3 separate regions of the Homo sapiens genome follow, and all the other regions are linked to region 2. Evidence: chromatin loops called from intact Hi-C (ENCODE). Cell type or tissue: ascending aorta. All regions are shown on one strand.

Region 1 (8,000 bases), 160 kb after region 2:
AGCCAATGGAATGACATTTGATTTGTATTTTATAAAGATTTCTGGCTGCCTGTGAGTTGTTGTGTCAGAGAATTAATTTATTTTGGGTTCCTGTTAAGGTCCAACAGAGATATTTGAGTATAATACTTTGTTGCCATCCATAAAACTAAATATTTTCATTAAATGGAGTTTAGGAAAATCTTGATTAATGAGTAAACACCACCATGTATTGTGGACATGAAGTTAAAAACAAAAGGTAAATTAGTCTAAATATTTATACCATTATGTCCAATAAGAAATGAATAATGTTGAATATGAAGTTTTTAATATGAATTAGGGAATTACATTTTGAAATATTTTAGGATAGGAAAATGGGTAGATGATTAGAGATTCAGCTTTATGTATAAAGATAGTTGTATGTTCTCTTTAGGTTAGCAATGGCAAACACTTGATATAAGGACATCATAAGCAAAGCTGTAAGCCATTACCAAGCCTGAATTATTGACTTTATGAATGGTCTGTTTTCTACCTGTTCTCATTCTAACCAATTGTGGTCTTAGAGCTAGGCTAGAGACACCTCTGTAGATAGACTAGTATAATTCTTCTGGTTTAGGATCCACAATTGCTACCCTTTCTATTCCAGACACCATGCATTTCAAAATGCTTAGTTTTTCTTGAACTTGTTGAGAAGTCTGATGTGGTATAGAAGTTTCAGCAGTTCTAATATTTTCCAGTTTCGCACAGGCAAACATAATTTTCTGATTTTGTAAAATACCTCGTAGCAGTAAAATGAAATTTTTCTTATTCATTTCTTCTCTGCAGCATTACTTTTCTTTATTGCTTAATTCTCTTGTTTTTTTTTTTTTGTTTATTTGTTTCTTATCCAGTGATCTCTGGAACATGATTAAAAACTCATATAAACTTGGACCTTTTGGTCATTGAAGAGTCTTAGCATACTTTGACATTTTAGAAAAGAAAAACAGAATTGAAGGGGACACAAGGTACATTGGTTTATGGGATGTTCCTCAAACCCTTTCTCAAATATTTTGGATGTATTTCATTTCCTAACAAATATTTTTTTCCTATTTTGAGGCAGGAAGTGAGGATATGCCTGTTGACAGGCAGCCCCTTCTTCAGGAATTACATGTATCTGTATAATGTGTACAGGCATATGCATCTGTGTATACATAGCCAGATTTGTCATCATGGCCAGGAAATTACCCTTTAGCTCCTGCTGCAAGTTCTGCATTCTTCGTTACTTTTCTCATTGGCTGGTCCTGGTCTCAGGCTCCCTTCCAGTGGCTGCTTATTTTAGTAAATTTCACACACTTTCCCATCATTCGTTCACAGTAAGCCTGTGGCACGATGTGCATCATTTCCATTTTATAGATGGGGATAGGAATGATCAGAGAAGTTACTTTGTACAGTGTCTCCCCGATGGTAAATGATAGAGATGGGATTTGGGGAGACCTGGCTTTCTGACTCTAATGCACGCATCCTCCACTGGTACCTGTGTTGTTTCTCAATAACAGCTTGAGGAAATGAATGACAGAAAGTAAAATCTGCCTTTTAGCCCTGCAGAATGGGCTCCTCTGTGAGAACGTGGCTTCCATGAGAGGGGTGTCTTCCTTTGCCATCCCTACTTGTGCCATTGTTTCTCTCACAAGGCGGCTGTGTCCTGTTAGCACCCAGAATTAGGAAGTGTGGAAAATTAAAGCCATATTATCCTGTTAAAGTGTTTCAGGGAAATGGGATACTTTGATTTGCATGGAGGAAAATGCCAAGCCCATGTGTCACTTTTTGATTTGTTCACAGCAAAGCCAGAGCTTCTCTAGTGCAGTGCTCCCTTGTGAAGGCAAATGGTGCAGGGCCAGGCAGGCCCTTTTACGGGAAATGTCATCATTTTTATAGACCTGGCCCTTGACGTGGTCAGGTTTAGCAACTTACTTGGGACCACACAGGCAGTGGAGCTGGAGAAACAGCTGGCAACAAAGCCTCCTCCTTCCAGCCAAATGGTCTTTCCCTGAAACTATCTACCTTCCTCAGGAAACTAGTCTTTTAATAGCATCTACCCTCCACCAAGAACCTGGGCGGGAGGAGGAATAGAGGCATCCTTTGAGAGCCTCCTTCCCACTCAGTGTTTCCACTTGGAGAGCTGGGCGGCCTTGAGTCGCTTGGATGAGTCAGGGACATGAAGCGCTTTGCCTTATGGTGCGGGAGAGCCTCTGGCATCACCTCCTACTAAAGCCAGTAATGGGAACAGTTATCATAATGGATGTGTCAGTTTGCTAATGACATTATTTAATACTGACTTTATTCGTTCTTCACATAAGACATTATTGAAACTTAAATTGAGGAAGTTGCTTCTCCTAGGAAGGGTGTGGGACTGCTGCTGGACACAGAGGTTTAACTTGCAACCCTTTTACTAGTTAAAAGGCTTAAATTTTCACTGGCTTTTTGACAAGTATCCGTTTAGAATCAAGTCATCACCACCATTATCATTAGAATTGTCATGGCTCCTGTCTAATGCACTCCAGCTGTTAGGCTAGTAAGCTTGAAGATAAAGGTATGCTTTGGACACATTCTGCTTTGATAAAAATCTTGATCACCCCAAGAGTCCCTAATTTGAAGTCAGAGTCACAAAGATTGGTGTTCTGCAGCTTTCCTCTTGGTAACAGAGTGTACTTTTGTTTAACTTTTTTTCCTGTGTTTTTTAACCAACATCTCTGAGCACCTATTACTACCTTGCTTGACAGTTAAGACAGCAACCTTTAAAAGTTAATGTGGTCTGTCCTGAACTGTCCAGAACTAGGCAAGAGGTAAAGAAACCACAAGCAAACCTGAGGCATGATCTGCAGTTTATTTGAATTTGTTTTGGATTCTATGTTTACTGTAGGCATCAAACACTGTAGAAAAAAACATAAGAAAACAGTTCTAGAGACCTGCTATGGTAGATTTCAGGAGTGCCTTCTGTACTTAGCAACAGTGAACTTTTTAAGTGCTTCCAAGTAGACTTGTGCCTTGTGACCCACACTATTACTACATTTTGGTAAAAGTAAACTCTTTCTGGTCTTGGCACCAAAAGTAAAACTTGTAGAGTCTAATTAAGGTTGTGTGCATAGCACTAGGTGTTTATCAGTGCAGTGAGGGAAATAAACCACCAGGTGGCTCAAGTATATAGCATCTGCGTGTTTTAGTCCTTGATAATTATAGTTTTGCAGTTGCTTTGTACTTCAGGGAGACCATTTAATATAAACCATTGTAATAATTTATCTAGTTTTTTACACAATCTTAGAATGCTAAAGTAGAAGATTGACTGTTTTGAACTGTTACTAATGTTTGTAAGTTTTTGGGCACAAACTTATGTTTTGCTTAATAAAATAAAAACTTAGACATTATTTGTGTTTTGGCTGAAATCAGTCCCCAATTGTCATCTTGGGATGTTATGATTATTTACTTATATATGTATATATTTATTTTGGCATATACTCTCCACAGTTGCAAATGAAATTAATAGATAGATGTTTAACTTCACTGTTGAAATTTAAACTGTCAGCATGATTTATTATTTATATATTTATTTTTATTAACTTTTTTTTTTTTTTTGGTAGAGACAAGGTCTTTCTTATGTTGCCCAGGGTGGTTTCAAACTCCTGGTATCAAGCCAGCCTTCTGGTTTGGCCTCCCAAAGAGCTGGGGTTATAGGCATGAGCTGCCATACCCAACCTTGTTGCCATGGTTTACATTGTCTTATTTTATACCTTCATTCTTTAGAAAAAAAGAAGGACACATAATACCTAAGAAATCAACATGTAATTTTTATGGACTTAATTATTTCCAAAGAAGGCTTTTAAAAACTTACTTTATCCCCTGAAAAGGAAGTTGCTTTGTAGCTTTCCACTTACATTAGGATAAAAAGAATAAAATGTCAAAGTATTTGCTTTACTTTAGAATATATATGCAGCAAAGTTCAAGAAAATTATCACAGTTCTCAGCAGACCAAGGCATAGCATCTCAGTTTTGGTTCTCATACTTTTTATATTTGAATCACAGAGTTCTTGGAATAGATTTTTTTTTTTTTGGCCTGATAGCCTTAAGGAATAATGGAAAATAAAACACTTCTTCAAAAATGTAACGTCTAATTTCCTATTTGTCTAGGTCTTTTTGCTTCAGAATTTTTGAACAGAATCATTAAGTACTATCGCTTCTACAGAAGAAGAAAAAGGAAAAGACAGTGAAATTCAAATCCGTTTTTTCTTTATACTAAGTCTGGTTAAAGCTTTTACTGGAGAAAAGATGCAAGCTTTTAAGCATGTGTTTTAAAATTACTATGATTTTACCCTTGCTAACTTCATGTGTGTATAATTACCTCAGAAAGGAAACAAAGATTTTTATTGATATTATTTAAAATAATGTTTTCTTTTTCTTTTTAGCAAAGTACAGGCTGATAATTCCAAAGGCTGTTTAAGGGGTAATTGTGGCTGACAGAGCAGCATTCACGGAACATCACTACTGTGCTTGGCTGGAACAGTGTCACTGTGTCTGAAAGTCTTGATAATGTTCAGTTGACTGTACTAATTGTCCTGTTTTATGCATGGCTAGCCAAGTGGTAACCAAGAGTTTTAAACAATGGATCTTTATTAAGGTATTAATTTTTGTCAAGGAAACTGACGTGATTTGAAAGAATGTTTACTGTGTGTGACACGTGTGGAAGAAATTGTTTGTGTTTTCCCCTCTTCCATGTTTAGGAAATAAAATAACCAAAAAGTGTGTGCGTGTAGCACTTTTTAACCTTAATTGTCTTTTATTTATATTGGTATCTTGATATAAAAATTGAAATTTGTTATAATGATAAAGAAATTAGAGATGTGAAACATGATTGATAAAGTAAGGAAGTAAAATTGGTAAAAATGCTTAAAGATATAATTTAGTGTTATAATACTTTTAGCTGAAATGTTTATTTATTGGGTTTAAACAACTATATATGTATGTGTGTATGTTTAAAATATATTCCATGAGGAATCGACCTTTAAGAATCATGAAGCATATTTTCCCCAACTTTCTTCACTCTTCTTTACAAGTCTTAATTTTTTGTATTGTGAATATTATAATGCCATTTCTCTCTGCTTTAATGTTCTTTTAAAGAACATTCAAAGATTACAGTGATTTAAAAAATTAACCTTGAACTCAAGAAGAACTCAATGGAGAATACAGAAGCACCTTAATCAATAGATGCCTTTTCCTCCCCTCACACACACACACAGTCCAAACTGCTGACAGAGCTGAGATTAAGCCAGGATTTCCTGAGGCATGGGAACTACCTAACTTGACTTACATCATGCTGAATTGAGAAAGACACATCATATTTATAATGCTTCTTTTTTTTTAAAAAAAAATAGCATTTTTGGCTGGACGCGGTGGCTCACGCCTGTAATCCAGCACTTTGGGAGGCCGAGCGGGTGGATCATGAGGTCAGGAGATGGAGACCATCCTGGCTAACATGGTGAAACCCCATCTCTACTAAAAATACAAAAAATTAGCTGGGCGTGGTGGTGGATGCCTGTAGTTCCACCTACTTGGGAGGCTGAGGCAGGAGAATGGCGTGAACCTGGGAGGTAGAGCTTGCAGTGAGCCGAGATCGCGCCACTGCACTCCAGCCTGGCAACAGAGCGAGACTCCATCTCAAAAAAAAAAAAAAAAAAAAAATAGCATTTTCACTAAGCTTCCACTATTCCAGGAATCCATCTGGCTATTTCATGTGTATTTGCCACCTTTACAATCCTAAAATGAAATTTGTGAATAACATATCCTAATTACACATGTTATTTAAAAAAATCCATATACCCTTTTTATGACAGTGAAAAAGGAAATGAAAAGCAAGTTGTTTGCCAGGAGAACTTGCATCTCAGTATTCAGATGTGGAGACCCTGCTGCCTAGGGTGTGGAGGAACTGCTCAGAGGCCACACTTTGGGAGCATCCCTGCTGTGGCAGCTGCAGATGCAGACTGTGGCACGTGGATGGCAGTGGAGACTCAGCAAGCACTGGTGGTGTGCTGTTGGTGTCATTGTTTCTTGAAATGGTCAAATTTGGTTAAATTTGGAATAAAATGGTAGTCTTCCTGTTTAACACATACTTTGTAACACATACGTTGTGCCTATGTAATAACTTGAGTGAGGTTTTACGCTCAGACAATTATAAACAGGTTTTTTACCCACGTGAATATTCAGCAGGACTTGAGGAAGTTGTGAGGAATGCAGAAGTCTTTGGCCGTGCAGACTGTCCTGGGTGTCTTAGGACCTCTAGTGTTCCTGGTTTCCACCCACTCAGTGCCAGTAGCATCCCCCAGTGATTGTGACAACTGAAACGTTCACAAATTCCCAAAACCCTCCTTAGGGATCCTGGGATGAGGGCTATCAGAGCCAATGGTTAAGCCCTAGCACATTTCTCTGCCACTTTCTGGAAATAGTGTTACAGGATCTTTGGGGTGTCATTTTTCTGGTTGGAAAGCTGTGGCCAGTGGTGTCTTTGTCCAACTTTTGTTTGGGCCTGCTGGGCTTGTTCCTCCCACTTGGCCTGGCAGGCTGCACTTAGCTCATGGTACCGGCCTGGATCCCACACCTCCAAGGGAGACTGAGTCAGGCGTGGACTGGCAAGACGTGTGTGAGTGAGTGCGGGGTTGGGCTACTGCACAGTCAGACATGCTGGCTGCTGCTGTGGGGCTGTCAGCTCTAGGTGCCAGCATGGGCACTGGCTCTCTGTGAGGCTGCGGCTGGACCAGGTGCACTGCAGACAGCTTCCCCAGCTGGCACCAAGGAATGCAATGGCTCCCAGAAGCTTGGAGATGCCAGGAACCATGGGGCCCCAAAGAAGGAGTCACAGCCCTGGCTTGGGGAGCTCCCAGGTCAGGGCTCCTTGAAGGACCACAGCTGTTCTCCCCTCTTCACCTGCAATTTGATGAGTGAGGAGCATGTTTCAGCCCTGTGTGTGTTACAGCTCTTTTAGCCTTGCCATTTAGTGGGTCCTGAGTTCTTGTCTTGTGACCAGGAAGACTGAGGTACGCAGACAAGTGGAGGGTGAGCAAGGCAAAGAGGAGCTTTATTGAGTAATAGAACAGCTCAGAGAAGACCCACAGTGGGCAGCTCCTCTCCATAGCCAGGGTGTCCCGATGAGTGTTCAGCTCCTAGCAGAGAGGGTAGCTCCTCTCTGCAGCTGGTCATCCCAACAAGTGTTCAGCTGTCAGCAGAGAGGGTAGCTCCTGTAGTCTGCAGCTGTCGGCACAGAGGAGGCCCTAGAGTGGGTGGCTTCTCTCTGTAGGCAGCTTGTCCCATTGTCTCTGCAGCTCTTAGCAGAGAGAGTAGCTCCTCTCTGCATCTGGTCATCTCATCTTCTCCCCATCCCCTGCCCTGCTCTAGCTGAGCCCGGGGCTTTTATGGGCCTCAGAGTGGAGGAAGTGTGTGCCAGTTGGTCCATGGGTGGTCATGGGCAGGCCCAGAAAAGTCACCATAAGCCTGCAGTGTGGTCTGTGGGACTGGTGGCCTGGCTCCCAGCCTTCATGCCCTCCCTGGCCTGAAGGTGGGGTCTCACCAGGGACCTACCCCCTTCCACCCCGGAGCCTGTCTGCTTCCTGCCATGGTCTGTGGTACCCAGGCTGCTCATCCATGGGGTACCTGCAGGCCAGCATCAAGCTGCTCTCAGTGTCCCCCTAGGTTCCACATCCCATGCTTGTCAGCACACAGAGTCTGGAGGGAGCTGAGGTGGCAGGACCCTCACATACCTGGCTGGGCTGTGACAGCTCCCCGGCTTGGCCCCAACCCCATTCGGAGATCATAGCAGGTGCCTGGAGCGGGGAGAGGCCAGACAGTGGAGGTAGGCACCTCCGAGCCTGCAAGGGCAAGGCGGGGGCCTTCCAGGGCCCCCAAGAGTGCAGAGAGGCCCGGGTCCACAGCCCCACCTGGGCGGCTGCAGATGTGTCTGGGAGGGCAGGGCTGGTGCCTGCTCCTGGCTCCCGGTTCCATGAAGC
Region 2 (8,000 bases):
GATGCCGGTGGGTGGGGATCAGGGGTGAATTTGGATGATCCCAACATTTCCCACTTAACATCATTAATCTGTTCCTGAAAGTCAGATATTCTGTGAAAAACCACTAAAAATTTTCTTATCATTGTTTGTAAATTGAAAAAAAGTTATATTACAGTGCATGGCAACCATAACCCCAACCAATTTCCTAATATATAACTACAACACAGTGAAATGTCCACATATACATAATAAACTATTATGTCAGGATGTGAAATGCTTAAACCATCATTTCCTGACCTCCACATAGTGAATGTGCTGTTACTTATTCATCTGATTTGTAGGCAGTAGCAAGTAACAGTTTATATGCCATAATATAAGCATTTTGTTTACAATGGGCCATGACAAGTAACACACAGCAATGAATCCATTTGTTGGAAAAAATGCAGACAAAAGTTTACAATAAAAAAGTGAGGCTCAGCCAGGCGCGGTGGCTCAAGCCTGTAATCCCAGCACTTTGGGAGGACGAGGTGGGCGGATAACGAGGTCAGGAGATCGAGACCATCCTGGCTAACACGGTGAAACCCCGTCTCTATTAAAAATACAAAAAATTAGCCGGGCGTGGTGGCGGGCGCCTGTAGTTCCAGCTACTCGGGAGGCTGAGGCAGGAGAATGGCGTGAACCCGGGAGATGGAGCTTGCAGTGAGCTGAGATCGCACCACTGCACTCCAGCCTGGGTGACAGAGCGAGACTCTGTCTCAAAAAAAAAAAAAAAAAAAAGTGAGGCTCAGCCGGGCCCCATTACTCACGCCTGCAATCCTAGCACTTTGGGAGGCCGAGGTGGGAGGATCGCTTGAGGCCAGGAGTTCAAGACCAGCCTGGTCAATATAGGGAGACCCCATCTCAAATTTTTAAAAAAATGAGGCTCTTTCCTGTAATTAACTGTGATTCTTCATCTTCACAGTTTCCAGGGATGTGGGCACGGACATCTTTGGAGGCTGCTATTCTACAATGCATGAAGGATGGAGGAAGTACGAGTTGTCAAGCTGCGGAACCTGGGATCTCCTACCTCTGGCTTTCTCACTACGTGAAATGAATTTCCAAACTGTTCAAGCTAAAAAAAAAAATGCATATATCTTAGTTTGCTTTGTGGCTTTCTGACTGATATTATGAACAAATTCATGCTATATAATTGTATCCCCTTGATAACTTTTCATACTAAATTTACACTCATGAACACCAAAGTACGAAATGAAAAATTCAGGCAAGTTACAGCAAAGAGCCCAGATAAACAAGGGAAAAAATGCTTGTCTATGAGCAATCTACCAAATCAGGATCGCTACTTGGAAGCATTCAAAATTAGTCTTTATTATTAAAGTACATTTTTTTCACAGGAAGAAAGACTTCCTGTATATGTCTAAACGGTTGATGTAAAAGTGCAGCTGGCCATACATAGGCTAATCCACATTAATTTAATATTAAAATACAGTATGCCAGCTCTTTCTAAATTTGCTCCAGAGCAATAGATGTCTTGGGAGTCCATATTAATGAAACATTATGTTGCTCTAAGCAAAAAGGAGCCCTGCGGAACAGCCCTGAAAAGAAGAAAAAGACCAGGAAACTTCACAGGCTGCTCTGCTCAAAAAGAAGATTAAAAATACCCACTAGAAGAATTAGGAAACAAATACAAGAGCACCTTTTTCTTTAATTTCTCCACTTTCCTCTTTCCACATATGATTTAACACAAGTTTTGCCATAATAGGCTGTCCTTAATAAAGACAACACAGAATGAATTAATAAGTGAATGAATGAATAAAAAACAAATGATTGGATAGAATGGTTCATCATTTGGGATCAATATGTCTATGAAGGATAGTAATGAAAGTATAAGTAGTTGTCAACAGTTTCCCTCTTCTTTCTCACTCAGCAGCAGCCACATGTTCTCACTGTCCTTAAGCAGATCTAGTAGTTGCGTGGAGTGCTAAAGTCTAACTGTGAACTCATCTTTTAATGAAGACGCTAATTTTTAAATCACATGGATGCTATTGATTTGTTTGGCATATCTCATGCATCAATACATATAACATGCATCATCACATACTATAAATTTTTTAAATGTATAGACCCAAAAGATTGTTTTAAGACATAGTAGACCCAAAGTGGAACAATGAATGTGTGAACAACAGTCAAGAAAAAAGTTTAGTTAGTGCTTCATGAGAATACTCATTCAATTAGGAAGTACACCCACTGCTTACTCTAACGTACGTCCTCGTCCTAACTCAGAAACACATTTTGATACTGAGATGACTTCCTTGGCTACACAGGGCCTCCATTTCCCCCCAAAAAGAGGGTTGGATCAGGTGGTGGTTATGGCGTCTCCCAGTTCAAAAAGCCAACAGCATCATTTCAGCGAGGAGTAGTTTAAACTAATGTTTAAAGTATTACAAGTGCCAAGCACTCCAAATAGACTTTAACCACTAAGTAAGAAACCCTGGGCTATTCTCCAAGAGTCTTAAAACTTGCTTAGAGTCCAAGAAGACGGAATTGCTGAAAATAAGTTGTGTTGCCTTAAGAATAGGAACCAAAATATGGTTTTAACCAAAATATTTGATTTGTGTGTTAATACAGACACACTTTTTGTTCTCTGTCCCAGCTTTTAATATTACAAGTCATTTTAAAGTCTAAAACTACGATCAATGGGTTTTTAATGTCATATTTCTCTTAGATTGTTGCTGTTGTTGTTGTTGCTCGGGGTTTTTAATTTCATTTTTCACTAGAAATCTTAGAAATCTGTCAAAGAATAAAGTATGTCTTTGGGCATATATACTATACTTCAAGTTACATGCATTGGAAATTTTACATATGGTATTATCATTGCTTTCAGATTTAGATATTTCAGCTAACACACACGTAGACTTCCCTAAATCAATCCTACCCCTCCACTACCACCTCCACCACTGCTTTTCAAAGGATTTAGCCCATTACACAAATGTTGCTTATATGTATTTCTTCCAGGCAGCTCCCATTGTCTGCAAGTACTCTCTTCAAAAACAAATTCAAAAGTAAAGTTAAATGCAGTCATATTACAGAGATAGCAGCAACAATATTTGGTTAACATAACTTCCCAAAATGTAATGTGTGGTTCGAATAAATTTGTTGGGAAGTGAATGTTTGCAGTAGAAGAGTATAAGCAGATATAAACATCAGAACCTTTACGATTAAATCAACAGAACGCCATTGAAATGTTCTATATCAATGAAGAATGGCTTTAAAGTACAATGCTTTAGTAAACACAGACCCTCACTTTAATCAGTAATTTTAAACTTCCCTTTCACCAAACATTTCACGAATGCCTGCCAGCATGAGATATAATCGGTTAATGTAAGGTTCACCCTCTTCTCCTTTGTCTCCACTATACACATATTTTGAAAATGGAAAGACAAAAAAATGGAAACCAGGGTATTTACAAACGTAATTATTAGCACCACAAAGATCCATAATTCCCATTATTTTATACGTATATTGGAAATGGTTTGTAGCTGCATATGATACCAATACGTATTCACTCCTATCAAAAGATAACAGTCACACCTAAAGGCACATTTCTGTGAAAGCCATTTCACAAAACAGGAAAAAAACTGAATTTTGAAATGATAGAGCTTTGCGTCCTTCTGCCAGGTGTTTTATTTTTATCACATAGTTTCTGTAAGAGAAATTTAGGCACAAATAGTCTTTCTCAATTAGGCCAGCTGGTGGCGGTGTTGACTGCATACCAGAACAGCCTAAACCTGGCAAGAGCTTCTCATTGTTTCAGAAGAGTATTTCCCAAGAAATACAAATGAGTTCATCTTATCTGTGTTTTGAAACTTTCAAAGATATTATTCCCTCATATCAGCGACTACTGTGAACTCCCTTTGTAAAGCCTGATGATCCGTCTATTTCTCTTGGCTCTGTGTACAGCATTCAAGAGACAGGACGTGTTTCATTTCCAAGGCTTAGTTAATCGATGGATATACATTTTATCTGTTCACAGCTAGCACCACTGTTTACCTTGCCCATGACAGGGCTTTGAAACTACATGGGAATTTTCCTATAAGCAGAAGAAAGGGCAACATCTGCATGAGAGAAACACAAGTTTATATTCGGAGTTAGAAACATTAAAATCGTCCAGGCCGCTGTCAGATTAATGTGTATACAGACCCACTCTGGGTATGCAAATCAGGATCTTCCCACGAACTTCTCTTTAATTGTGCTTTTACTTGATATGTCCTTATCTGTGTGTGTGTGTGTAATCTGCCTACTTAATGGAACAATCTCTGACACCAGGGCTTTGAATCATGCCAACAAGATAAACTGAAACCGATCATATTGTCAAAGAGGCATTTATAAATGTAAATACTTCTGTATAATCTGAATAAAATTTTCTCTTTCTTTATTACCAAAGTTCTCAGGTTTACTTACATGCTCCTCTCCTCTCCATATGCATTGCTGAGTTAGTTGTTCATTCCTTTTCTGTAGAATAGAGTTGGCAAATTTTTCTTAAAAGATCAGATCATAAATATTTCAGGCTTTGGGGACCAAGAGGTAAAGTCGAGACTATTACGTGGGCACCTACATAACCACTTAAAAACGTAAAAGCCATTCTTAACTCAAGAGTAGTACCAGATGCAGAGGAAGGACAGATTTGGCCTTGCAGGCCAAAGTTTGCCAATCATCTTCTAGAGAATAAATTCTATCATGGGATGTATGTATATTTTTCCAGTAAAATCCACAAAGACTGGCAGAAAAAAAGACTCTAGCCTGTATATGATGTTAAAATTTTTCTAGTTAAAAATTTTCCAATTTAAAGCTACATATTAGAATTTGATACTAATCATTTATACTTTTTAAAAATGCATACTATTATCACTAAGAAATAAAAATCCTGGACCTGAGATCAGAAAATTTGGCCCAAGAGACACTCATAATGCTGCACAATGGGCTGTGTGTGGCGACAGGGGCAAGAGAAGACAACCAGAAACACCCCCAAATAAATAACCATAATGCTGTGCACAACATACCAAGCACAGCAGGCAATTTTCAGTAACCACCTTATAGCGTGTTTTAAAACTTAGTGTTGACAACACAACATTTTTTTCTTCTTATCGTTAAACATTTTTAGTTTTATTTGTTTTAACTGACTAATAACAATTATACATATTCATGGAGTTCATAATGATGTTTCAATACATATAAAGTGAGTGATCAGATCAGGGTAATCAGCATTTCCATCATCTCAAACATTTATCATTTCTTTGTGTTGGGGACATTTCATAGGCACCAATACCTTAAATTTTAAATTTAGAATTTATATATTTTTGACAATTATTAGCACTGTAGGTTTTCAAGAAAAGATCCCCCTTCTTGCAGACTTGGGACTGTGCAGGGAGCGCTCCGGAGGCCAGGACAAAGGGTATCAGCGATGGGCTGGTGTTGATGTCTCTTCCCTGGAGATCTGAGAGAATGAGGAACTAATCTGTTGAACTAACTTAGAATGAATCATGAGTTTTGGGTTCACACTTTGTTTTTTTTTTTCCTTTCACCAGCAGCATAGGGTATTTTGCAAACTAGATTAGCTAGTAGAAAAGGAATGGCATGAAATAACAGACTCACTCAATAATTATTTGACTTTGCAATATGGTCAAAAATATTCTCAGAAGCTTACTTTTTGAAAATGAAGAAAAGAAACTTGATATGCCTGCATGCTGGGCCCTGACTTAGAGCTAATAGGGACCTTCAATATCATCCAGTTCAGCCCTCTTAGTTCACAGGTGAGTAAATGACAGCCCAGAGCACTTGAGTGGCTTGCCCAAGGCCACACAGCAAGGAACTAGCTATTCCAGGCTGATGCGTAATCAATCTACTTAACAGCAAACTTTCTAGCTCCAGGGACAGAACCAAAAGCAAGTTATTTTTCTTGAAATGAATGGGTCTTTACTTAGACTCACAAGGTAAGAGTAAAATATGAGCTATTTTGAATGCTTTCCAGCATTGTCCAGAAACCCAATAAAAATGGGAATTAAGGGATACAACTCTCACTACTACTCCAGATAGGATAGGTGCAAGCTGTGGAGAGCCGGGGGTTCGGGGGGAAGTGGGAGGTGGGTGGGGGTTTGAGAGCTGGCCTGCAGATGCCCAGGAACCTGAACCCTGCCTCCTCCAGTGGTCACCAGCCACACTGTGTCTGAGGGTCTCCAATGCTGGCAGAGACCTGCAGCCTCTGTCATCGCCTCAGACTGTACCATTCAGCAGCCACCGGGCCCTCCCTTTTGTGGAATCAAAGGGAAGCATCAGGAGAGACCAGGCATCTCAAAGCTGGGCTCTCCAAACATCACGAGATCAACTCCTTAAACATAGGAAGCCAAGCCTCTCGCCCTTCACATTTAAACATCTCAAACTGCTGCGTTCTAATCAAGTCAAGCAGCCAATGTTGTTTTTAACATTTAGAGTCTCTACTTTATGGGACACTGTGATCCATACAATAAATTTTTATCACAAGCTGGCATTTGCTCAACAGGTTCCTGGCTACTGAAGTGGATTACCCTTGGGCCCTCTATCAAGATGGCTTCATGTCTGGATTCCAGGTGACTTGGATAGTTTTCACTCTACTAAACCACACTACCTATAACGCACCTGATCTCCCTTGAGTGTCAGAGTTGGACATCCTGCCCTGTAGCACCATAACGACAAGAGAACCCAATCTTGTAGAGTCAGTGTGATGGTCTGGGGACATAGGAAATGCCTCTTTCTACACAGAAGGAAGATTATATTACGTAGTCCTGGTGAGTTTTTTCCCCATAATTGTCATCCAACATAAACGTCAGTCTCCATACATACGGCCAACAAACACGTGAAGAAATGCTCAGCATCACTGATCACCAGAGAAATGCAGGTCAAAACCACAATGAGACACCATCTCACACCAGTCAGAATGGCTATGGTTAAAACGTCAAAAAAATAACAGATGCCGGTGAGGCTGCAGAGAAAAGGGCATGCTTATACACTGCTGGTGGGAATGCAAATTAGTTCAGCCCCTGTGGAAAACAGTTTGGAGATTTCTCAAAGAAGCAAAAATAGAATTACCATTCAACCCAGCAACCCCATGACTGGGTATACACCCAAAGGAAAATAAATCACAAAAGACACCTGCCCTTGTATGTTTATCACAGCACTGTTCTCAACAGCAAAGACATAGAAACAACCCAGGTGACTATCAATAGTAGATTGGATAAAGAAAATGTCAGCCGGGCGCGGTGGCTCACGCCTGTAATCCCAGCACTTTGGGAGGCCGAGGCGGGTGGATCACGAGGTCAGGAGATCGAGACCATCCTGGCTAACAGGGTGAAACCCCGTCTCTTTTAAAAAACACAAAAAAATTAGCCGGGCGTGGTGGCGGGCGCCTGTAATCCTAGCTACTCGGGAGGCTGAGGCAAGAGAATGGCATGAACCTGGGAAGTGGAGCCTGCAGTGAAGCCGAGATCACACCACTGCACTCCAGCCTGGGCGACAGGGCGAGACTCCTCTCAAATAAATAAATAAATAAATAAGAACGAAAAAATATCAAACTTATACACCACGGAGTACTACAAAGTCACAAAAAAGAATGAACACGTCCCCTGAAGCAACATGGATGCAGCTGGAGGCCATTATCCTAAGCGAATTGACACAGAAACAGAAAACCAAATACTTCATGTTCTCACTTCTTTTTTTTTTCTTTTGAGACAGGGTCTTGCTCTGTCTCAAAAGCCCAGCCCAGGCTGCGGTGCAGTGGTGTGATCACAGCTCACTGCAGCCTCAATCTCTCAGGATCAAGCAATCCTCCCACCTCAGCCTCCAAAGTTGCTTGGACTACAGGTGTATGCCACCATGCCCAGGTAATTTTTTAAAAATTTTGTAGAGACAGTGTCTTGCCATGTTGCCCAGGCTAGTCTCAAACTCCTGGGCTCAAGTGGTCCTCCCACCTTGGCCTCCCAAAGTGCTGGGAT
Region 3 (8,000 bases), 450 kb after region 2:
TGCCTGCAAAAAGGAAATCTGCTCTCATTTAATGGACTATCAGTTGTTGGTGTTGCCGAGGAGGGGGCAGTCCTCCTGGCCTTTGCTCTCAGGAAGGACAGACGGCCACACAGAGCAGCCCCCGAATGCAAATGAGAGTCCTGATTAACAGTAAGGCCCCCAGGGTTTCCTCCTTTTCCCAGAGATAAGGCTGGGGCTTCCTACCCTGCCACAATCAGCCAACTGTTTCAGGAGCCATTTTCTCTCCTCTGTGATTACATTTATTTTGTCTGGTACAATTTCGTGTTATTTAAATCTTAGGGTTTTAAAATGGCTTTCTCAGAAGCCATTCTCTTCTGAACCGCTTGTCCCGTGCCCCTGGAAGTCTGGAGGGCCTGTCCTGACATCACGTGCTCAACATTCAACAGCGCTTTTCTGTTCCAAGCTTGCCTTCCTCCCCTAAGCTGAAATAAATCAAAGTTGGTTGGGACTCAGTCGCAATAAATCAAGACCTGTCCAGAACTGGAGCCTGCCCAGTCAAAATGTCATAGCTTGGCTTTCACTGAGGATTAATTAAAGGCCTAATATAAAGCCCAGATGTGCTTCAGGAGAGTAGCAAGCTGCCTGGTGGCTGCATCTCCCCAGGTTCCTGCCCACCCAAGAATATGGAGGAGGACAGAAAGGCATCCAGGGTTGGGAGGGCACTGAGGGGAGGGAGGCGCCCGTAAGCACATCTGAGTGAACTTTATCTAGTTTGGAGAAAACAGGACAAGCTTTCCAGCAAGGCAAGAAGAAAAATCTATGTCAGACTGTGTGTGTACAGTATTTAAAGGGAAGGAACATGTAATATATCAGAAGGTGTGCTTTAATTGAGGAGACAAAAGAAAATGAACCAAGTAAAGAGGTTTCATTGTTTTAAAAAAATGCAGTGAGATTTATGCCTGGTTCCTGCTGAACCTGTAAATTGTTTAGAGCAGAGAAGCTGTGTAGATGAAATGCTTTTGAGATATTTTTATTCACAGAAAGTTGAATTAGACGAGAATAGCTTTTGGATTAGGACTTATCCAGGTCTTCCTTTAGTTCCACACAATTCCATGTACTCAACAAAAGGGTGCCTAATTAAATTCCGATTGAAGAAATTCATATGAAAAGCAATGTGCAACATTAATTCTCCGTATGTGCAAAGTACTGCATTTGAAGTAGGAAACAAGAAAGTGTATAATTCAAAACCCTATATCGTGATCATATTATATGACTTTAAAGTTAAATTTTACCACTATTTGTAGAAATTTGATTCTGAAGTTGGGAAAAGAAGACATCATCAAAGACTAATAAATCCACAATCTTTTTTTGTGGTAATGTGTATACTTTCCTTCCCTGAATATCTGTAAATCAGCTATGTAGAAACTTTGTAAATAAAACAAAGTGAATCTCCTGATTGCTGTGCAATTTATAATAGACACATTTGATGCAAATAATTGGAATCTTTTGATAGATATAAATAGGCTTTTTGTGACTAGGAGGGCTTGCTATTATACAGCCTATCTTTATATTAACATTAAGCTTTTATCCATGGAAAATTCAACTTTCCCCAGAAGATGTTACTTCCTCACAATGTTATATTGATGTTTAAATTCTAGACCTGAAAATTTTGTTAATAAACAATAGTTTATGTGCTGAACAGATTTAAGAAAAATATTATGGTTTAATTTGAGTGATCAGAGTGTTTTTACCTGTTATTTGACCCAGATATTTAAATGTACAATCATATTTACTTGTAAGGAATTTTTAGAAGTCCACTGGCCTTTTAATAGTGACATTGTGAGTCGTCATATATAGCGTCTTACTATTTTTTTATCCTATATTCACCTTATCTTGTGGTTGAAGTATCAATTTAAATGAATTTTAACATAGCTGTGCGATATCCCAGAAACAGGAATTTCACCTATTTTCCAGATGTGCTACACATTTCTATTGAGATTACTGAGGACTGGTAGATCATTTTGGGTTATTAAGGATCTAGCAGCATGATACTTTGTTTTTTAAGGCCTTTCCTCTAGGACCCTTTACTTATTTTAGTCAGTAATCTAGAAAAAATAATTTACTACAAATTTACATTTCCATTAGTTCAGATAATTTATGTTTTTAGAAGGGTTTCTGTGTCATGCTTTATTACTTAGTCCATAAATAACTTTTGTATTTACCATTGCCTTTTATTCTATATTTTAGTTTTAATAACATCAAGTGAGAATGAATGGCCTAGGACAATGTGTCTCCAGAATGAGGACTAGATTTTAAGAGCAAGGAAATTTAGATAAATAAGCTTGCCCCATTGCCGATTTTAAATACTCTTGCATACTTAATTCTCAATGTGCAGAATTAATTACACACTTCTAGAACTTTGAGCCAGTTGGCATTTGGTAAATGGCACAGCGTATGTGATATTTCACCCCAGATTTTCGCATCCATTAGGTTGTTCTTTTGTATTTTAATTTTGAAGTATTTTCGTGTTTAAATAAAGCTGTATCCTTTACCATTGCGCAGAAGTCATCTGAGCACCCACAGTAGCCCTTTTCCCTGTCTCCCCTCTGTGTGTGTGGTCTCCATAGCAGTAACTGATTACTTATTGTTTATGTGTTTCCCTATTCAGATGGATGACTGGTTTGTTAAGGGCAAGAATGCATGTTTCATTTTGTTTCTTCAGCGTCTAACTTAGTAACAAGCACATAGGATGAGCTCAGTATACACTGAATGAGCAAAGGCTGGCCTGTGTCTTTTCAGACTAGTTAGGGACAGTTTGGTGAGTCATTGCCATGACATATCAAAGGCCACAGTAGAGTTCTCTGAGCTTCAAAAAAAAAGCCTTGTGGGAAAGAGCAACAAAATTCTCCTAGCATATAAGAATTTTTGGAAAATGTGTTAACTCTTTGTATTTGGATCCCTTTTATTTTGTGGAAACCATAATATGGGGTCTTCAACTGATCTGAAGGAGTTACTGCAATTCCTTAAAATAGGTGGCCTGACCTCCTAATAGAATCTTTTTCATTATATATTTTTTCTTTTCTATGTTTTTTTTGTTACAATGGGATGAAAAGCTGACTTAACAGACCTAATGTAGTTTTGATCAATGTGAGCAAGAACATCTCGTTACCAAGCCCAAGTAGTAACACGTTGTTAAAATTCAGAAAAGGCTGACTTTAAGAGCTTGCCATAGTCAACATCAGAATTATGTTCCACGGTCGTGGAGAGAAACGTATCGTAATTAGCACAGGCCATCTCTGTAGCCCGGAATATTGGGCACCATGTGGCGACTCCAGGCATGCTTGCCCCCAGGAGCTGAGAGCCGGGAGCCACGGAACCAGGGAGCCACATCTAAAAGGCTCACTGGAAAGCAGGTGCAGGCACCCAAGGGCTGCTTACGCTCTGCTACCAGCGCTTCGCCGTTCTCTGACGTGGATGGTTGCTGAAGACATGCCTTTCTTGCTAGTAAATGTATTAGGAAGTGGCCTGGGAAGGAAAAAGTTGCAGCATAACTACTTTCTCCCTTGCGTGGTAGTGAGTTAGCGCGACATGTTGGCATAACTGAGTCGTCTGAAACACTGTGAGTGATATCATCGAGAGTGCTTTTTTGCAGTTAAGGGAACATACATTTTCAAAGTATAACATTTTAGACTAGAAGGTACACTTAGAAATTGTCTACTCTGATTAGATGTGGAAATGAAGACTGAAATAAGTCACTGATTTATCCAGTGTCGGAGAGCCAGAATGAAGTAAAATGACCCAGCAGCTTCTCTGGCTACTGGTTTTTCCTTTTCACTATGCCAAACTGTCTCTTCTTGTCACATTATTTGAAAGATTAGTAGAAGTTGGCCATAAAACTTCATGACTAGTTTCTGAAAATACATCAAGCCATGTGCTTGTGATATGTGTACTTTTTAATTTGTATATTATACTTCAGTAGAAGTTATCTTAAAAACTTCATGATTTATGAAATTTGACATCAGACTTAACAGCAGGGGCTCTTTATCAACACATTTTTAATCGTAATAAAGGCTTAGGTCTTAAAGTTGAAGTGGTTATAAAAAGATGGATTTCATTGGTGCTTGTGTGTTATGTGCTAGCATATCAGACATTTTAAAATTTTTTCCTGCACGCATTGTTGACGGTGTTCACTGTAGACTCTGCATGATAACGCCTCAGATTGTGAAATTTTAGCAGCATCTGCTCAGGAGCTGCCTCTACCTGCGTGGCCATCCACACCTACCTCTATGTTGGAACTCCATGGAGGTCACCCCACAACCCTAGTTTCTCCCCGTCCAATGAAGAAGGCTCCAGAGCGATGCCTCTGACCCAGATAAGGCTCCCTGCTCCTCCAAGCTTGACTTTCTAGGGAAGGGACAGTTCATGTAGAAAATAGAGTGACTTAAGCCTTGAACGTTGACTCAGAGTGTGTAGGCAGATGTGTGGACTTTTCAGCAGCTAACAACACGGTGCCCTGTGGAAGGTCTCCACGTGGCCTTAGAGTGGCGACTGTGTTCTCTTTAGTGTGTAGGCAGATGTGTGGACTTTCTTCAGCAGCTAACGACAGGGTGCCCTGTCGCAGGTCTCCACGTGGCCTTAGAGTGGCGACTGTGTTCTCTTTAGTGTGTAGGCAGATGTGTGGACTTTCTTCAGCAGCTAACGACAGGGTGCCCTGTTGCAGGTCTCCACGGGGCCTTAGAGTGGCGACTGTGTTCTCTTTGCTCTACTCCTTCACTGCCAAATTCCAAATGATGCAGCGTTTCATAAAGATTAGGTCATGTTTACAAAACAGTGTGAGCTAAGTTTCCACTGAAGCCTTAGGAGATTGTTTTTTGGCTTTGAAATGTAATATTTTTTATAGTGAACTTATTAAAACTACTACTTTCTTCCATAATCTCCTGGAATGGCCCACCGGCTTTCTCTCTTGGTTCATTGCAGCTATAGCACCAGGCTTTCTTGACGAAGGTCTTCTCTCTTGAACGGAGTCTACTCCTTAAAAAGTTCCATGGGTCACCTTTATTCCACTTTGCCATATCAAGCATTGTAACTGCTACTCACTTTAGTCCCCTTAGCCAGGACGCGTGGGGACCACGGTCTTACATTTTCTCCTAGTAATAAAGTTAGATATTACTAATTATGCCAGTGCATTCTGATGGATCAAAGCATGCAGGAAAAAAAAAAAACACAAATCAAAACAAACACTGATAACATTTAAATCTGACATTCTAAGTAAGATTGGAGAAGAAAAATAACACCATAAATGACTATCTAATTATTTACCATGTGCCTGGTGTGTTCACAAGAGATATCTTACCAGCTCCCCAGACAGACGGGCAGGATGGATGGAGAAAAGGAGGAAGAGGGAGAGAGGAAAGCAGGAAGAAAGGAAGCTTTCTTTCTAACTTTATTCTCCCATTGCCACTTCTATTATTCTTAGCACAGAGGAGCATTTATAAGGCAGGCGAAAGCTCATGAAGCACTGTTATGTACATTATTTCATTTCCTTTTATGACATTTATCGCCGTTGTAATTAATTCATTATTTGTGTAATCCATGATGTTCTTTATTGTTGGCTGTAAGTTCCGTTAGGGCAGGAGCCCCGTCAGTCCTGTTCATTGGAAATCCCCAGCCACTGGCACACTTTCTGGCCCAGCATAGGTGGGAAGGAATATCTCTTAGATCAATACACGCTGGGATTTGATTCTCACAGCACCTTCCTTTAGAGTGTCATCTCCCCGCAGGAAGTTGTTCTGATCCCCCATATTACATTGGCATCTCATTCCCAAGCTTGCATTGGATCCTGTTTTTTATTTTGTAACTGACAGGACACTTGTGGTTAGTTGTTCAAAGTCTTTCTTCCATGCTAGACTGTGAGGTCAGGAGGGCTTGACTGGTGTGCAATTTTTCACTGCTGCGCCCCTACAGACTTAGGAACTGGTAAATGCCCTCCAAACAAGGAGGGTGGAAACTATTATTTTGCCCATATTATAGAAAAGGAGGTTGGACCCTAGGAAGCGAATGGGCTGACTGTAATCACATCACTTGTATGAAACATACTGGCACCAGAGCTGTCTATACCTGCAAGCATGAGTTTCCTCATCTTAAAGAGACTCAACTAGGCAGTTTCTAAGGTATCTTGCAATTCTGATTTTTAAATTGCCAAATAATTTTATTTAGAAGGTGATTTTCTTTAGCAAAATTTAGTAAGTTTTATGATGGCCTGAAGCCAGGGGAAAGGCCTCCAGGGTCTCTTCCGGGGTGGGATTTGCCACCCAGTGGAGAACCCTGAGCAGAAGAGGGTAAGGGAGGCCAGGGTAGGTGTCCAGGATGGCAAGGGAGGCCAGGGTAGGTGTCCAGGATGGCAAGGGAGGCCAGGATAGGTGTCCAGGATGGCAAGGGAGGCCAGGGTAGGTGTCCAGGATGGCAAGGGAGGCCAGGGTAGGTGTCCAGGATGGCAAGGGAGGCCAGGGTAGGTGTCCAGGATGGCAAGGGAGGCCAGGGTAGGTGTCCAGGATGGCAAGGGTGGCCAGGATAGGTGTCCAGGATGGCAAGGGTGGCCGTGGAGTAGATCCAGCCTGTGGGACTCATTAGATAACCTCAGTTATCAGGAGCTTCTTTTGCATGAAAGGCTGTCTAGGGATCATTCAGCATTGGACAGGTCATGTCGAGGGATGAAAAGAGGTTGGTTAATGAGTACGTACATAGAGGTAGCTAGAAGAAATAAGTTCTAGTGTTTGATTGCACAGTAGAATAACTATTGTTAAGAATAATTTATCGTGTATTTCAAAGTAGCTAAAAGAGAAATGAGATGCTCCCAACTCAGAGAACTGATAAATGTTTGAGGTAAAGAACATTCTTGGCCACTCATTTTCAGTCTTTATTACAAACTTTGTTTCTTCAGATTGTCCCTTAAATATTGGCAAGATATACAATTTGTCCAGGTCCCAAAGCTAGAGGAGACAGAACCTGGACTCCACGCAATTTAACCATGCTCTCAACCCCACATTAAGCTCCCTTTCCAGGATGCCATCCTCAGCCTCTGCTATGGGCTGAATTTTGCCACCTAACCCCAACCAAAATTCAGATGTTGAAATGCTAACCCCCAGTACCTCAGAATGTGACCGTATTTGGAGATAAGTTATTTAAACAGGTGATTAATTTAAAATGACCATTAGGGTAGGGACCTATCCAATAGGACTGGTGTCCTCATGAGAAGAGGAAGAGACCCCAGGAGTACGTGCACACTGAGGAAAGGCCATGTGAGGACACAGGGAAAAGGCAGCCATCAGGCAGCCAAGATGAGGCTTCAGGAGAAACCAAACCTGTGGCGTCTTGATCTTGGATTTCCAGTCTGTGGTGCAGCAGGTACAGCAGCCCTAACCAGCTAAGCAGCCTTCGCCTCCCTTGTCCAGACCTCTTTGTTCACCTGCTGCTCCTCCCGAATCTCCCACCTTTGTTGATATGAGCTCCATGTACATTGTTGTCTTTGCCCCAAAACTGGGAAATCAGCCTAGAGTCCTGCCCTCGTCTTCCCTACAACACCAACAGTGAGCCCTGTCCTTCCCAGAGACATCAGTCAAATCCCTGTCTCCCTGTTCATCCCTATTATATCACCTGTGATTTGTAACCTTGTTATCTTAACCGGAAAAAGACTCCCAGTCAGTCTGTCTGCAGTGTAGACGCTTGATGGCACTTGTGTTTGTCAATCACACTTTGATGGGACAGAGTCTACACCACCATCCAGAAGGTAATCCTGCCCATGTATTCCTTTGTTCAGATTTCTTCACGATGAAATCTAACTTTGATACAACCCCTGCAGCACACCAACACCTTCATGATCTGACTCTGCTCCCGCCTCACATGGGTCCTGCCTCACATGGCCCTCACCTGACACCCCCTCTCCTCCCAGCACCGAGCCCCCTTCCCCGCTGTCAGATTCCCCGGATTTGTCAGTCGTCTATACTTTCTTACATGCTTTCCCCACGTTCTGAAGTCACCTT

Evidence for each region. A loop is a pair of places that touch in the nucleus more often than their neighbours do. Peaks named below come from ENCODE experiments on the same cell type or tissue, not always from the same donor. Only the 100,000 strongest peaks of a DNase experiment are listed, where the experiment ranks them.
Region 1: it touches region 2 in a loop (2.6-fold over the local background); 47 of 110 quality-filtered maps call a loop at or near these places.
Region 3: it touches region 2 in a loop (3-fold over the local background); 2 of 110 quality-filtered maps call a loop at or near these places.

Annotation. Positions count from the first base shown.
Region 1 is chr6:2,191,406-2,199,405 of GRCh38, reverse strand. All of the region lies in intron 1 of GMDS (GDP-mannose 4,6-dehydratase), which reads left to right. Among named protein-coding and RNA genes, the nearest start is that of GMDS, 50 kb to the left of the region's middle. In ascending aorta, a CTCF peak has its summit at 3,130 (motif pointing right); DNase peaks (open chromatin) are centred at 1,869, 2,135 and 3,132.
Region 2 is chr6:2,349,809-2,357,808 of GRCh38, reverse strand. All of the region lies in intron 4 of GMDS-DT (GMDS divergent transcript), which reads right to left. Among named protein-coding and RNA genes, the nearest start is that of GMDS-DT, 110 kb to the right of the region's middle. In ascending aorta, a CTCF peak has its summit at 3,731 (motif pointing right); DNase peaks (open chromatin) are centred at 3,738, 5,425 and 5,769; H3K4me3 peaks cover 2,236 bases; H3K27ac peaks cover 6,096 bases.
Region 3 is chr6:1,896,478-1,904,477 of GRCh38, reverse strand. All of the region lies in intron 7 of GMDS (GDP-mannose 4,6-dehydratase), which reads left to right. Among named protein-coding and RNA genes, the nearest start is that of FOXC1, 290 kb to the right of the region's middle. In ascending aorta, a CTCF peak has its summit at 4,664; DNase peaks (open chromatin) are centred at 467, 2,752, 3,418 and 4,544; H3K4me3 peaks cover 1,177 bases; H3K27ac peaks cover 7,141 bases.